4 separate regions of the Homo sapiens genome follow, and regions 2, 3 and 4 are each linked to region 1. Evidence: chromatin contacts called from ENCODE Hi-C or POLR2A ChIA-PET data. All regions are on one chromosome and are shown on one strand. Each heading gives the region's core, a stretch centred on a gene start or an enhancer-like site at or near the end of the contact. The rest is flanking DNA. Distances are from core to core; before and after follow the strand shown. Region 1 holds the start of ARFGAP2 (ARF GTPase activating protein 2). Region 2 holds the start of FNBP4 (formin binding protein 4). Region 3 holds the start of AMBRA1 (autophagy and beclin 1 regulator 1). Region 4 holds the start of ATG13 (autophagy related 13).

The links. Hi-C counts contacts between places; a loop is a spot of excess contacts on that map. ChIA-PET counts read pairs that join two places held with the same protein, here RNA polymerase II (POLR2A). Pooled maps may share reads with other maps.
Region 2: a map of B cell shows a loop between it and region 1 (17-fold over the local background). The contact joins the promoter of FNBP4 here to the promoter of ARFGAP2 in region 1. A Hi-C loop is called at or near these places in 6 of 168 maps with a recorded cell type or tissue (B cell, CD4-positive, alpha-beta T cell, CD8-positive, alpha-beta T cell and 3 more), 12 of 37 single-sample maps with no recorded cell type and 22 of 50 pooled maps. POLR2A ChIA-PET finds 5 or more read pairs at or near these places in 1 of 52 experiments (activated T-cell).
Region 3: a loop to region 1 is called in a map of CD8-positive, alpha-beta T cell, with 2.6 times the contacts of the local background. The contact joins the promoter of AMBRA1 here to the promoter of ARFGAP2 in region 1. A Hi-C loop is called at or near these places in 2 of 168 maps with a recorded cell type or tissue (CD8-positive, alpha-beta T cell and naive thymus-derived CD4-positive, alpha-beta T cell) and 7 of 50 pooled maps. POLR2A ChIA-PET finds 5 or more read pairs at or near these places in 1 of 52 experiments (Panc1).
Region 4: a map of CD14-positive monocyte shows a loop between it and region 1 (7-fold over the local background). The contact joins the promoter of ATG13 here to the promoter of ARFGAP2 in region 1. A Hi-C loop is called at or near these places in 2 of 168 maps with a recorded cell type or tissue (CD14-positive monocyte and naive thymus-derived CD4-positive, alpha-beta T cell), 3 of 37 single-sample maps with no recorded cell type and 12 of 50 pooled maps. POLR2A ChIA-PET finds 5 or more read pairs at or near these places in 1 of 52 experiments (HEK293).

Annotation. Positions count from the first base shown.
Region 1 is chr11:47,175,252-47,178,472 of GRCh38, reverse strand. It overlaps ARFGAP2 (ARF GTPase activating protein 2), which reads left to right and starts at 1,594. Exons shown (of 16, transcript NM_032389.6): 1 at 1,594-1,691; 2 at 1,839-1,957; 3 at 2,550-2,622; 4 at 3,160-3,221. The coding sequence starts at 1,620. It overlaps PACSIN3 (protein kinase C and casein kinase substrate in neurons 3), which reads left to right. Exons shown (of 11, transcript NM_016223.5): 10 at 1-107; 11 at 427-951. The coding sequence ends at 542. RefSeq lists enhancers at 467-516, 597-646, 494-1,075, 1,617-1,846 and a silencer at 1,137-1,566.
Region 2 is chr11:47,765,834-47,769,054 of GRCh38, reverse strand. It overlaps FNBP4 (formin binding protein 4), which reads left to right and starts at 1,714. Exons shown (of 17, transcript NM_015308.5): 1 at 1,714-1,986. The coding sequence starts at 1,767. RefSeq lists a silencer at 1,700-2,309 and enhancers at 1,499-2,423, 2,570-2,629, 2,424-3,221.
Region 3 is chr11:46,592,423-46,595,643 of GRCh38, reverse strand. It overlaps AMBRA1 (autophagy and beclin 1 regulator 1), which reads left to right and starts at 1,621. Exons shown (of 18, transcript NM_001387011.1): 1 at 1,621-1,816. RefSeq lists enhancers at 1,437-1,866, 1,369-1,869.
Region 4 is chr11:46,615,963-46,619,183 of GRCh38, reverse strand. ATG13 (autophagy related 13) reads right to left here and starts at 1,631. Exons shown (of 19, transcript NM_001346311.2): 1 at 1,294-1,631. HARBI1 (harbinger transposase derived 1) reads left to right here and starts at 1,957. Exons shown (of 3, transcript NM_173811.4): 1 at 1,957-2,060; 2 at 2,803-3,221. The coding sequence starts at 2,947. RefSeq lists a silencer at 1,371-1,665 and an enhancer at 1,645-1,824.

The sequences.
Region 1 (3,221 bases), core at 345-2,844:
GGAGTGGTCAGATGAAGAGAGTCCCCGGAAGGCTGCCACCGGGGTTCGGGTGAGGGCACTCTATGACTACGCTGGCCAGGAAGCTGATGAGCTGAGCTTCCGAGCAGGTACCCTGGGACCCCTTTCCTAGCTTCAGCCTCTGCCTTATCTGCCTGAGCAGGGGTGTCAGAAAGGGAAGCCAAATACCCACTTCTTAAGGGCCAGTCCTCTGTCCCTTCAGCTGTTCCAGGTCCAGATAGCTGGTGCCTGGTGGCTGCATTCAGGGTCTGGGGTGGGGCAGCTTGCTGACCTTGACCTGCCTCTGCCTGAGCCATGTCTTTGCTAGCTGGGCTCTGGGACCACACCATCCCCCTCAGTCCTTGACCCAGTTGCAGGAACAGGGCCTGGGCCAGGGCCACTGGCAGTGACCAATCCCCTTTCCCCCAGGGGAGGAGCTGCTGAAGATGAGTGAGGAGGACGAGCAGGGCTGGTGCCAAGGCCAGTTGCAGAGTGGCCGCATTGGCCTGTACCCTGCCAACTACGTGGAGTGTGTGGGCGCCTGAGTGTCCTGACAGCCCTTCTGCAACGTTTACCCACCCTGGTTCAGAGCCCAGCTTCTCCTGGAGAGCCGGACCCTCAGGGCCCTGAACCGTCGCTCTCTGGCTGCTCCTCTGTCCCTTGAGGGAGGAAGTCCTGGGACCCAGGGAGGGGAGGGGCCTTTGTCTAGGGAAGGGACTGGTAGGGAAGGGACGAGTCTAGGCTGAGGGCAAGATGGGAGGTCAGAGGTGACAGAAGCGTTCAGGGGTGCCTGGGCCTCCCCAGGAGCTGTGGACTCAGTTCCTGACCTCTGCTTTGGGGTTCCTGGGGTGGGCTTGGGGTGAGTGTAGTTCTGGCCTAGCAGCACCCTCTTGTGGCTTGTTCTAGCGTGTATTAAAACTTGACACACACCCACACACAAAAACAAAAACACCACTGTCGGGCTCATGTGCATTTTTTTGATAGGACACCCTTGCCAGGCCACCAGAGGGCATCTAGAGAGAGGCCTAGCGTCTGTTATGGGGCCGGGGTTGGAAAAGGGTTTGCCTGCTTGGTACCTGCTCTGGAACTTCGAGATACTAATCTGGAGTGGAGGGGACTCGCTGTCAGGCTTGCTGTTAACCGAGAACGGCTGAAGGCTGGGCGAGACGCGGGCCAATGCGTCTGCCCGTTCGGGCCGGAGGGACGAGGAGTGTTTGGGCAGCCTAATCCTTATTCATCGATCTGTAATTAGCTGGAGTGGGGGTCCCCGCCCCCAGCCTCCCGCAGCCTGCGCGGCGTGGGGGCGACTCCACCTGGGGGTTGCGGCGTGGGAGGGGCGGGGGGAAGGGTACTACGCGCGCGAGGAGGTTTGGGCCGGTCCGCGCGCCGTCGCCCCGCCCCGGCTGCGGATTGGCCCGGCGCGGCGTTGATTCTTGCGGCCGCGGTTGTCGTCGCCGCCCCCGTCCCGCCGGCTGCCCATTGGTCCAGATCGGACTCCAATCACCCCACCCCTCGGCTGGCCCAGGCACCGCTGAGGCCGGCCTGGTGAGCCCGCCCTCCCCGCCGTGGATTGGCCCGCGGCGGGACCCGTCAGCCGCGGTTGTGTCTGGGAAGGAGAGAAAATGGCGGCGGAGCCGAACAAGACCGAAATCCAGACTCTTTTTAAGAGGCTTCGCGCAGTTCCAACCAACAAGGTGCGTGAGCAGGGGGCGCGCGGAGTCTCTCGTCCCGCTGGGGCCTGAGGGAGGGAGAAGGGCGGAGGTGGGTTATGTTTCTGGGGTGTCGGTGCCTGGCCTTTACTCGGGGCCCCTGACGATTCGCTCATCGCCGCCTCCACCCAGGCCTGTTTCGACTGCGGCGCCAAGAATCCGAGTTGGGCCAGCATCACGTACGGTGTTTTCTTGTGCATTGACTGTTCCGGGGTGCACCGCTCCCTGGGCGTCCATCTGAGCTTCATCAGGTAGGCTCTCCGCGCGGTTGCCGTGTTTCCACCCGGCCGGCCAGGGGTGTCTGGGCAACAAGGGAGAGTGGCTGCCTCGACTTGGGCCGCTCTGAATTCGGTGGGAAGCCTCTGGGCCGAGAGGGTCCGGTAGCCTCCTGCCAGAGGGAACCACCTGTGTGGGCCCTTTGGCACATGGGCGGTCCGTCTCCGCCTCTGGGCCAAAACTTCCTCTTTTTTGACGGTCAGGCTTGAGACTCTGAGCGTTAGTTGAGGGGAAAGGGAGGCATTGACCTTGTTGTTGCTGATATGTTGTTAGACCAGTATGTCTCTAGTGAGACTGTGACCATCCATTAGGGGAAAGCCAAATCCAGGCGTGCGTGCCTGAGAATGTGACCTCCTTTCGGATCTGGGGACATAATTAGTACTCTTTGGAGTAAATGAACGAAGAGGAGAGTTTTCATGGACAGGGTAGTGTGGAGGAAATGGGGTGATGGCTGATTAATGTTTCCTGGGTGCCTACAGCAGCCTGAGGCCAAGTGACAGGTATCCGGGTTGCCAGGGAAATCCTGCTGGTATCTGCTAGTGGGTGAGACGCAGCCCTTGTACACAGGTCCACAGAGTTGGATTCCAACTGGAACTGGTTCCAGCTGAGGTGTATGCAGGTCGGCGGGAATGCCAATGCGGTAAAGCTCCTTCTACTTCCCTCACCTTCCATTCTTCTGCCTGGTTACTAACTTTGCACGACTCCCTAAGAGGCCCTGTCGTTTTCCCTGTTCAGAGGGTTCTCTGTTCTATAACACCACCATAAGCTATTTTCTGAAAACTTCGAAACTGGTCACAGCTTCTCTTAAATGGGTTTCAGATTCCAATTAAACTGGGCAGGTGTTCTTGGGGAAAAGCCACAGGAGTTGGGAGCCTTCACAGTCATTGGGTCTTGTGGGCCTGCCCTGGATGAAGGATGGGGAGGCTGGGTATGGGATGTTGTGCTCAGGCAGCGTTCAGTGGGGCCTGGACTTCAGTCATATCAGAGGATGGCCCGCTGCAAGGTGTTTTTTGCAGGAATTTCGAGAAACTTTATCTCTGAAAAACCGGTGTCAGTAGCGTGTATCATCCTGTATAGATAATAACTTCGCTGTCATAAGGAGATGTCTCCTACAGCCAACACGTTTCCTTCTTGAGAATCACCCGTAGCACGCGCTGCTCTCTTCTTTGCTCTCCAGACGGCTTTTTTTCGCCAACATGGATGCACAGCCAATGATGCCAACACCAAATATAATAGCCG
Region 2 (3,221 bases), core at 465-2,964, 590 kb before region 1:
CCCAGCACTTTGGGAGGCCGAGGCGGGTGGATCACCTGAGGTCAGGAGTTCAAGACCAGCCTGACCAACATGGCAAAACCCTGTCTCAACTAAAAATACAAAAATTAGCCAGGCGTGGTGGTGGGCGCCTATTATCTCAGCTACTGGGGAGGCTGAGGCAGGAGAGTTGCTTGGACCCGGAGGGCAGAGGCTGCAGTGAGTCGAGATTGCGCCATTGCACTCCAGCCTGGGCAACAGAGCGAGACACCGTCTCAAAAAAAAAATGGCTTTAGCCCAGGAGTTTGAGGATGCAGTGGGCTATAATCATGCCACGTTACTCCAACCTGGATGACAGAGCAAGACACGTTTAAAAATAAAATTAGAAATAATCATTTTAAAAGATCAAATGCAATTCTACGTGTAAAGTGCTTGGTGACTGACACATAGAGCTCAGTAAGTATTAGATATTTTTAGTGGGAACTGAGCTGCTGCGGATATAAAAATAAATACCACTCGCATTCCTTAGTTTAGAGGGGAGACGGATGTCAACAGGATGTCAAGTGCCAGGGAGAGGCTGGGCAGGAGAGGTCACGCCTGCACTGCGTCTGCATTGCGCCCTGATGAAACAATAAAAGACTTTCATCATGTGATGCAGTAATTATTCCAGTCAGTGCAAAGGAAAAGTGAGGGAGGTGATGCTCCAAGTGGCGGGCTCCAGAGGCAGGAGACGGGAGAGGGGGCAGTGTTAAAGCAAGGGTAAATTAAAGCATGTTGACGATAGTAGTACAAAACTGGTAAGGTTCCTGTATGCCATCCCAACAATTTTAGGCTTTTTCCTTGTAGGTAGTGGAGTATCTCGTGATTTTTCCCAGCTAATAAGCGAGAAAATATGAGACATCTATTTGTGTGCTGCAGGAAATTACAAAAGCGTAAAAGACCCACTGTCCCATTTAATGTTCAATGCTATACCCAAAGTAAGCCACAATAATCCGGGCGAAACGTGGGGAAGGGCTCAGAAAACAGCACACCTTTCTTTTTTTTCTTGAGACAGTCTCACTCTGTCACCCAGGGTGGGGTGCAGTGGCGCGATCTCGGCTCACTGTAACCTTTGCCGCCGGGTTCATGCGATTCGCCTGCCTCAGTCTCCCGACTAGCTAGGATTACAGGCGCCTGCCACCGCGCCCGACTAAATCTTTTGTATTTTTAGTAGAGACGGGGTTTCACCATCTTGGACAAGCTGGTCTTGAACTCCTGACCTCGTGATCCACCCGCCTCGGCCTCCCAAAGTGTTGAGATTACAGGCGTGAGTGAGCTGGGCCCAGCAGCACACCTTTCTAGAAGACAGACAACATGAAACTCTAGGCCGAGAATAGCCACAAGATGGAGGACAAGTAGGCAAAGAAAAGGCTTGGGGAAAGCGCATGGGTGGAACCCGACGGAAGTGGGGAAGTCGTTCTAATTCAGGCCCTACCGCACTATTGGCTGGACTCTCACCCTTTTTCCTTTTCCATTGGCCACCGGTCCCTTCTCTGGGTCAAAACAGCCAATCGCCTAGCGCAGTTGGTAATCCCGCCCTTTCTCCTGGTGAGGAGGAGCCAGAAGAGCCGAAGGGTCCGAGGCGCTTGCGCAAGCGCGTGCTCCGCTGGTTGAAAGCGGATCCGGGCTGGAGGCGGTGTCACGGTGTATGAATATTGATTACGCGTCGCAGCGCCCAGGGCCCAGCGCCCAGCCTCCAGTGCCCGCCCCTCTCGGCCGCCCGACGCTCTCTGCTCGCGCTTGGGCTCGCGATGGGGAAGAAGTCCCGGGCGGTACCCGGCCGTAGGCCCATCCTGCAACTCTCTCCGCCGGGTCCTCGGGGCAGCACGCCGGGCCGGGACCCGGAGCCGGAACCCGACACTGAGCCGGACTCAACCGCGGCGGTCCCCAGCCAGCCCGCCCCGTCGGCGGCGACGACCACCACCACCGCGGTGACTGCCGCCGCGGCCTCGGACGACTCGCCTTCAGAAGGCAAGGGTGCGCGGGGGGACCTGAACTCGAGCTCAGGGCTTGCGGCCTAGGCTCCTCACGGCGCCTGGCCAGACCCGGCGAGGGAGGCGGGCGAGGTCGGCTTCCGAGGCCTGCCTGCTGCGGGCCTGCAGGCGGGGCGGCCCTGGGCTCCGGGCCGCAGAAGGGCCAGGCCGAGTTCTGCGCCCTCGGCCCGGGCCAAGCCCGAGGCGCCATCTGTGGTGCAGGGCTTGCCCCGGGAACGTTTGAAATATGACCGAAGTTCGGGCATCCTGAGTCTCCCAAACGCCCCGGGTCGGTTTTGGGTAACGCAGAGGGTGGATGTGAGGATGAGTTTCCGCGTGCGCGGCCTGTGACTGTGGGCCAGGCCTTTCCACACGTCATCTGCCTCCTTTCGGTTTTGTCGAAACGGGGATAGAGACGTTTAGAAAAAGCTCTTAATATTCCAGCTAGTAAGCATCCCCACACTAGCAGAACTGCTGGAGAAATGGAGCTGGTAGGTTCCTAAGTATTTGTGTGGTTCTCACTGGAGTGGTGCTTAGATTAAAAGTGACTCCAGGACTAGGCGCCGGAGAAGCCGCGACCGTTTCACATGTTCAGAGATCACGCTGGTTCGTTAATTGGAAAAAATCCGCAATAGCAGTGTTTGGTGTGTCTTGTAAAGGTCCTATCATAGCCTGGAGAATACTTACTGTTTTTGTATGTATTTGTAAGTATTGCAGATGTAACTTTTTAAGAGTTTTGTTTTGTTTTTTTCGAGACAATGTCTCAATCTGTCGCCCAGGCTGGAGTGCAGTGGCGCGATCTTGGGCTCACTGCAACCTCCACCTCCCGGGTTCAAGCGATCCTCCCGCCTTAGCCTCCTGGGTAGCTGGGACTACAGGACCCTGCCACCATGCCCGGCTAATTTTTGTATTTTCAGTAGAGACGGAGTTCATGTTTCCCGGGCTGGTCTCGAACTCCAGGGCTCAAGCGATCATTACAGGCGAGAGCCATCGCGCCCGGCCATGCAGATGTATTAATAATTTTTATTTACCATGGTAAGAGTCTTCCCTTGATGTTGAAGTTTGTAAGCAGATGAAAGACTCCAGGGCACGGTGACTCATGCCTGTAATCCCAGCACTTTGGGAGGCCGAGGTAGGCGGATTACTCGAGGTCAGGAGTTTGACCAGCCTGGGCGACAAGAGCGAAACTCCGTCTCAAAAAAAAAAAAAAAAAAAGATTCCAGCTCTGTGTTT
Region 3 (3,221 bases), core at 372-2,871, 580 kb after region 1:
AAGGCTAATACTGTAAGGATGTGCTCTTTGAGTTTAATTAAAGTCTTCAAAGGCTGGGACTTTTTTTTTTTTTTTTTTTTTTTTTTTTTTTTTTTTTTTTTTTTTTTTAGACGGAGTCTTGCTGTGTCGCCCAGGCTGGAGTGCAGTGGCACGATCTCTGCTCACTGCAACCTCCGCCTCCTGGGTTCAAGCGATTCTCCTGCCTCAGCCTCCCGAAAAGCTGGGATAACAGGCACCCGCCACCACGACCGGCTAATTTTTGTATTTTTAGTAGAGACGGGGTTTCACCATCTTGACCAGGCTGGTCTCAAACTCCTGACCTCGTGATCCACCTGCCTCGGCCTCCCAAAGTCCTGGGCTTACAGGCGTGAGCCACTGCGCCCGGCATTTAAAAAAAAAAAAATTTAAGATAGGGTCTTGCTCCATAGATCAGGCTGGAGTGCAATGGTGTGATCATGGCTCATCGCAGCCTCCACCTCCCGGGCTCAGGATATCCTTTCATCTTAGCTTCCCGAGTAGCTGGGCCTACAGGCGGGAGCCACCAGGCCCGGCTAACTTTTTGTATTTATTTATTTTTTTTTTATAGAGACTGGAGTCTCACCATGTTGCCCAGGCTGGTCTTGAACTCCAGGGCTCAAAGCAATCCACCAGCCTCGTCTCCTAAAGTGCTGGAATTATGGACGTGAGCCGCTGCGCCCGACAAACTGGGACTATCTTGTTTCCTTTTTACACCCTTCCTCTCTGAGTAGTGGGGAAGGGTGTAAACCTCCCTAGGAGCAGGTAAGGTAGACTATGATTGCTCACAATTGGTAACCATACTTGCAGTGATCTTTGTGATTTATTGAATCACATCTAGGATGTACATATTAATCCATATTTGTGCTGAGCATATTCATTTATCAACTAAGAGACTACAGAAAAAAGCCATTGTTGTGGTGATGAAAATGTCAACACTTTATCAGGTTCTGAACCCAAAGAGACTTTTGCTTATTATGTAAGAAGCACACCTGTGGCTCTAGGCCTTTGGAAGAAAATAAAAGAGAAAAGCAATCCGTGTGCTTTTTTTCCCCCTGCCTTAAGGTCAGGCTACATAATTCTGGGTTTTCCCAGCTTCTCTTGGTCATGCTTTGTGGGGACTAAACTGGAGCTTTTACGTAGACTGTTCATTTTGTTCCTCAGCTTGAATTCTCTCTCGTTTTCTGTCTCTATGATTTTTAATTCCCCTCACTGCTCTGTTAGGAAACTAAGGGTCAAATGAGGTTAACTAATTTGCTCAATTGGGATAAAGAGTGTTGGGAGTCCATAGAACAGTTGGGGGACTATAGTTACACAACAAGTGTTATTGCGCTATGATTTGATCTTCAACACATTCACGAGAAACTCCAGTTCTCTAAAGAACTTTAACAGCCGGCGACCCACAGAAAATGGCAGAAGTGCAGGCTCTTTTTTAACCCGTGGCTTATGATCTGGGTTTGTTTATTTACGCCTCAGACAGGAGCCGGACCTTGAGTAGGAGTTGAGCTGTTTTTCGGCGCTCGGCTGTGGTTCCTTGAACGATTGCTTGGGCGTTCCTCCTTTGATGTCTGGGGCGTTCTTGTATTCGGTGATCTTTTGCGCCGTCTTCTTGCTTGATGTCTCCTGAGCGGCGGCGGCGCCGGGTCGAGGGCTGAGTTGTCCGCGAGGCCCCGCGCTCAAGCCGCCTTCTCCTGCCGGTCGGTAGAACGGACCCCTTCCTTTATTCCTGTCTCCTCTTTCTTTTTCCCTGTGGCTCAGCCCGTTCGCTGGACTGCAAACCGAGCTCCCGTCTGCCTTGCAGGTAGGCCCAGGAGGAGCCTGGGAGGCCCAGCCCGGCATCCTTCCGCCGCGGGGTTGAGAAGACCTTGGCGCCGGCGGGTGGGCAGGCTGGCCGGCCGCCGTGACACTGCCAGAGGAGGGGCTACCGGACTGCGTTGAGGGGCGCGGCCGGAGGGGCAGCCCGGAACCGAGGGAGAAGCCGAAAGGAGGGAGAGTTGCTGGGGCTTCCCGGTGTGGTTCTTTAGGGAGGAGATGTTGGGTCTAGGGCACCCCCAGTGTGTGGCGAAAATGGCTTTCCAGGAACCGATAGAGCTTTGCGCACTTTGACCCTCCTTCCTTTCTCCTTTTCCCCCCACCCCGAAGTCTCCGGGTGTCATGCCTCAATTGCACTGGGGACCCCTACTGAGTCCAGCCTTTGAAGGGACCTTTGAGTAGGTGGAGGCTTATGGAACAAGGCCCTCTGGCTCTTCTGAGCGAAGTGTTATGTTCTCGCCTTTTTCTGGGTGGGTAAACTGAGGCTGATGTCTGGGACGTGACTTCCCCACATATCCCCAACAGATCATTAAATTCACTGTAAGTCACTTTTTGTCGTTTACCAATTCCCTTCCCCCCACTTACCAGTCAAGTTATGAAAACAGTGAGTTATTGTTTGATCGTCTGTGATCCCAATTTTCCTAGGAATATAGACTGTTAGGAATATAGATCCTGTCACAAGAGGCTTCAGAAGTAAAGGAACCATGTGGTTTCTTGGCTGTTTTGCTTTTCAAAGTCTGTATCATTTTAACTAGTGTAGCAATGACAGTTTCTTTTTGTTTCTTGATAACCTTGTTGTCTACTTTGTTTCCTGATAACCTTGTTGTCTACTTTGTTTCCTGATAACCTTGTTGTCTACATTGTTTCCTGGTTGATTTATCCTCCTTCTCCCCAGCCTCTTTGGAAATCTTATAACTATGGTGTTTGTGGTTAGAGGTTAGAGTCTAGTAGAGGATGGTCAAGACTTTGAAGGCAAACGCTTGTCCTGTGAGGGTCTGCTTTCTGGGGAGTATCCAATGGAAACCCAAGGAGTCTGTCTCTCTTTTTTCTTTTTTTTTTTTAAGACAGGCTAGCTCTGTCGCCCAAACTGGAGTGCAGTGGCGCGATCTTGGCTCACTGCAACCTCTGCCTCCCGGGTTCAAGCGATTCCCCTGCCTCAGACTCCCGAGTAGCTGGAAGTACCGGCGCGCGCCACCACACTCGGCTAATTTTTGTATTTGTAGTAAAGACGGGGTTTCATCATGTTGGCCAGGCTGGTCTTGAACTCCTGGCCTCAAGTGATTCGTCCACGTCGGCCTCTCAAAGTGCTGGAATTACAGGCATCCACCGCGCCCGCCCAGTTTTGTTGTATTTGATTAGTAGTTTGGTCACTGCACATACAAAAGCTAAAAAAG
Region 4 (3,221 bases), core at 382-2,881, 560 kb after region 1:
TTTTCAGTTTTTATTGGTTTCCACAATTTGATAGGAAGCAATGACCAGCAACTCTATGCACTCTCCTCCACTAAGCACATGCAGGAAAAATGACGGTTTATGTAAATTCATCTTACTTAGCTCCACACCCCATGTTGGAAGTTACTTTCGAATATTCCACACCTAAAGTTCAAGTAAACTTCCTTCGAGATTAAGCTCCTGGGCCGGACTCTGTGGCTTATGCATGTAACTCCAACACTTTAGAAGGCTGAGGTGGGAGGATTCCCTGAGCCCAGGAGTTTGAGATTAAAGTTAGCTATGAAGGCGCCACTGTACTCCAGCTTGGGTAACACAGCAATACCTTATCTCTAATAATAATAATAAAAATTTTAAAATCTAAAAAACTAAAAGACTTCTCCTGAGCTGATAAATGGAGAGTTGAAAACAACAAAAAAAAAACCTCATAATTGAGCTGGAGCCACTACATGCACACATGAAAAGGACTAACAGTCATAAAACAACACACAAAATCTGGAAGCTAATTTAGTGTAAAGGAAGAGCTTGTTGTTTCTTATTATAATACATCTCCCACTAAAGGTGTCCAATAAATTCTATCACCTTAGGAGATGAGTTTTAAACTAAGTGTAATGAGAAAATAGGTAATTTTTTAAAATCTCTTTTTTCTTTTTGGCTGCGGGGTGGCCAGAGAACGAAGAAATACCAAAAGTGAAATGCTACGCTGAATTGACCAGGCTAACTGGGAACTCACTGGAAAAGTGAAAACTGGGAAGAATTAGTGATGAGCTCAAGAAGGTGCTTAGCCACTTACCCAGAGATTTATTTAATGAGAATGGATCACAGGTTTCCACAGGTCGTTCCACTGCCAGTAAGAAGACAGTCGTGAACCATGGGTCCCTTTTTTCACTAGTCAACAGTCACCCTCACCTACACGCGGAGTACATATTTGGCACTCAGCAAATCTTGATTGAATGAAAACCTACCTCACTCATATTGGCACCCAACCCCGGAGTTATGGCCCCCCAAATTACCTCCAAAACGCCTGACGACCTAACCCAAGGAGCTGAAAAAGTGGAGAGGAAAGCTCTGGGGTGGAGGGGATTCTCTGCCAAACAAGCAGGGGCCAACGGGGCCTAGACCAACTCAACTTCCCACAGAAAACTCAGGGGCCCAGGGGATTGAACCGTGGCTAATCCCTTCTACTTCCACGAAGCAGCAGCCAAGGGGCCGCAGATCCACAGCCTCCCACCCGGGGGCGCTGAGAGATCTTGGGGTATCCCCCGCAAAAGTTAGTACCTGCGAAGCTGCGGCACAAAGAGTGGTTCCGGGCTCTCATTACGGAGGCCGGGACCTGGGACCGACCAGCCGCGCCTCCTGGCTGAGGGTTCCGCGCTCCGGAGCTGCAGTGACCGTACACGTCGCCGATAGACACCTAAGGCTTCAGAAGGGTCCTGGCTCGCAGGCCCCAGACGTTTTGCTCCTAAGACTCCGCGAGTTGTCGCACCCACGTCGACTGGCGCTCTTCAGTGCTTCCCTCACTGGTTAAGCGGTCACTCCCGCCTTAAGCCCAGCAGCCGGTCGCTTCCCGGCGCCGCCATCGTTAGTGTTTGTTTTCATCCGCTTCGGTAATGGCCGGGGGGGGGGGGTGAAAGAGGGCTACGGGGGAAATCCAGATGCCTAACCTTAGTCGCACTTTCGCTACAGTACGGACGCCCTATTTATTCTTTTAGTCCTCAAAATATCCATAAAAGTTGATTTTCATTCCACGTAAGCTTTCTTCTCCAATCTTTCTAAGCTACTCAAGATAAAACAAAGACGGAAAGGCGGTGTTTGAGAGAGAGAGAGAGAGACCGTTTGGGCCGCGTGTGGAATGTGCGGAGATGAACCGCAGGTAGCCGCGGCAGCGGCAGTGAGGGCGCGGCGCGGGGCGGGCGCTGACGCGGAAGGGGCGGTGCCGCTGTTGCGCGCCGTGGCGGCCTCTGTGCAGTCGCCGGTTCCGGAGGAGGGCCCAACCCGGCTGGGTGGGTGGGAAGTGTGGCTGGTAACCTGGCAGCCGCGGAGAGGTGGGTGACGGGCCTGGGCTAACTGAGTGGCCGGCGCAATCAGACTTTGACATCCGTTTTTAGGGTGCCCTTTAAAAGTGGCAGAGTCGCTTCCCAAACCTGGTTCGGCCAGCCTCTTTTTCGCTCCCGACTTCCAATGTGTCTGGTCTTCCGTACTTCCTGGCCCTCAGGTTCACGATTTGGAGTTCTTGGAGTGAGGGAAAAGCCTTTTGTTACAGCACACAGTGTACGTCCATAAGGCTGGGTTGTGGACTTTGGTTGTTTTTTTTTTTTTTTTTTTTTTTTTTTTTTTGCCCCTTCTTTTCTTGTTAGACTGGTTTGAACACCCCAGCATCTGTCCTGTATTTGTCAGGTGAAACCAGAAGTCTTTGGATAATGAAACCCGTGACCAATTCTTACCCAAGGTGGTTATGACATATGTCAGCTGCTTCTTGGCCTATATAGTTAGAAGCCGACCTCTTTTACCTTGTGAATAATTATGTCATCACCTCCATTATTCTTTTGGTGTTCTCAATTGAAATGCCAAGCATTAAATGAGCCACAAAGATTGAATTCCCATTATCCTTGAATCAGAGCAAGCCTGTCGTGCAGCCATGAGTTAGTGGAGAAAAATCCGGAGTTGTAAGTACAGTACGTTTTGCCTCAACAAAATGGAAATTTGTAGAAAAGGAGCTGCTCCAGCCTTTGAGTCACTTTAAAGTCTTTGGTAGGTTCCTAATGTTTTTTCTTTTAACATTTACAGAGAGAAGATTATAAATGGCAGAGCCATTTAACTGTGGTTAGCTGTTGGATTCTGATACTTTCTTAAAAATACGTTCTTGCACCAACATCTTCATTGGGAACAGTTCAGAAAAAGCAAAGAGGAGAGCCAACATTCACATTTACCATGGCTATACCAATAACAGTGCTTGACTGTGACCTCTTGCTATATGGCCGTGGTCACCGGACATTGGACCGTTTTAAGCTGGATGATGTGACTGATGAATACTTGATGTCCATGTATGGGTTTCCACGGCAGTTCATTTATTACTTGGTGGAGCTCTTGGGGGCGAATCTTTCTAGGCCTACTCAGCGATCCAGGGCTATTAGCCCAGAGACACAGGTCCTTGCAGCATTGGGTTTTTATACCTCAGGTTCCTTCCAGACTCGGATGGGAGATGC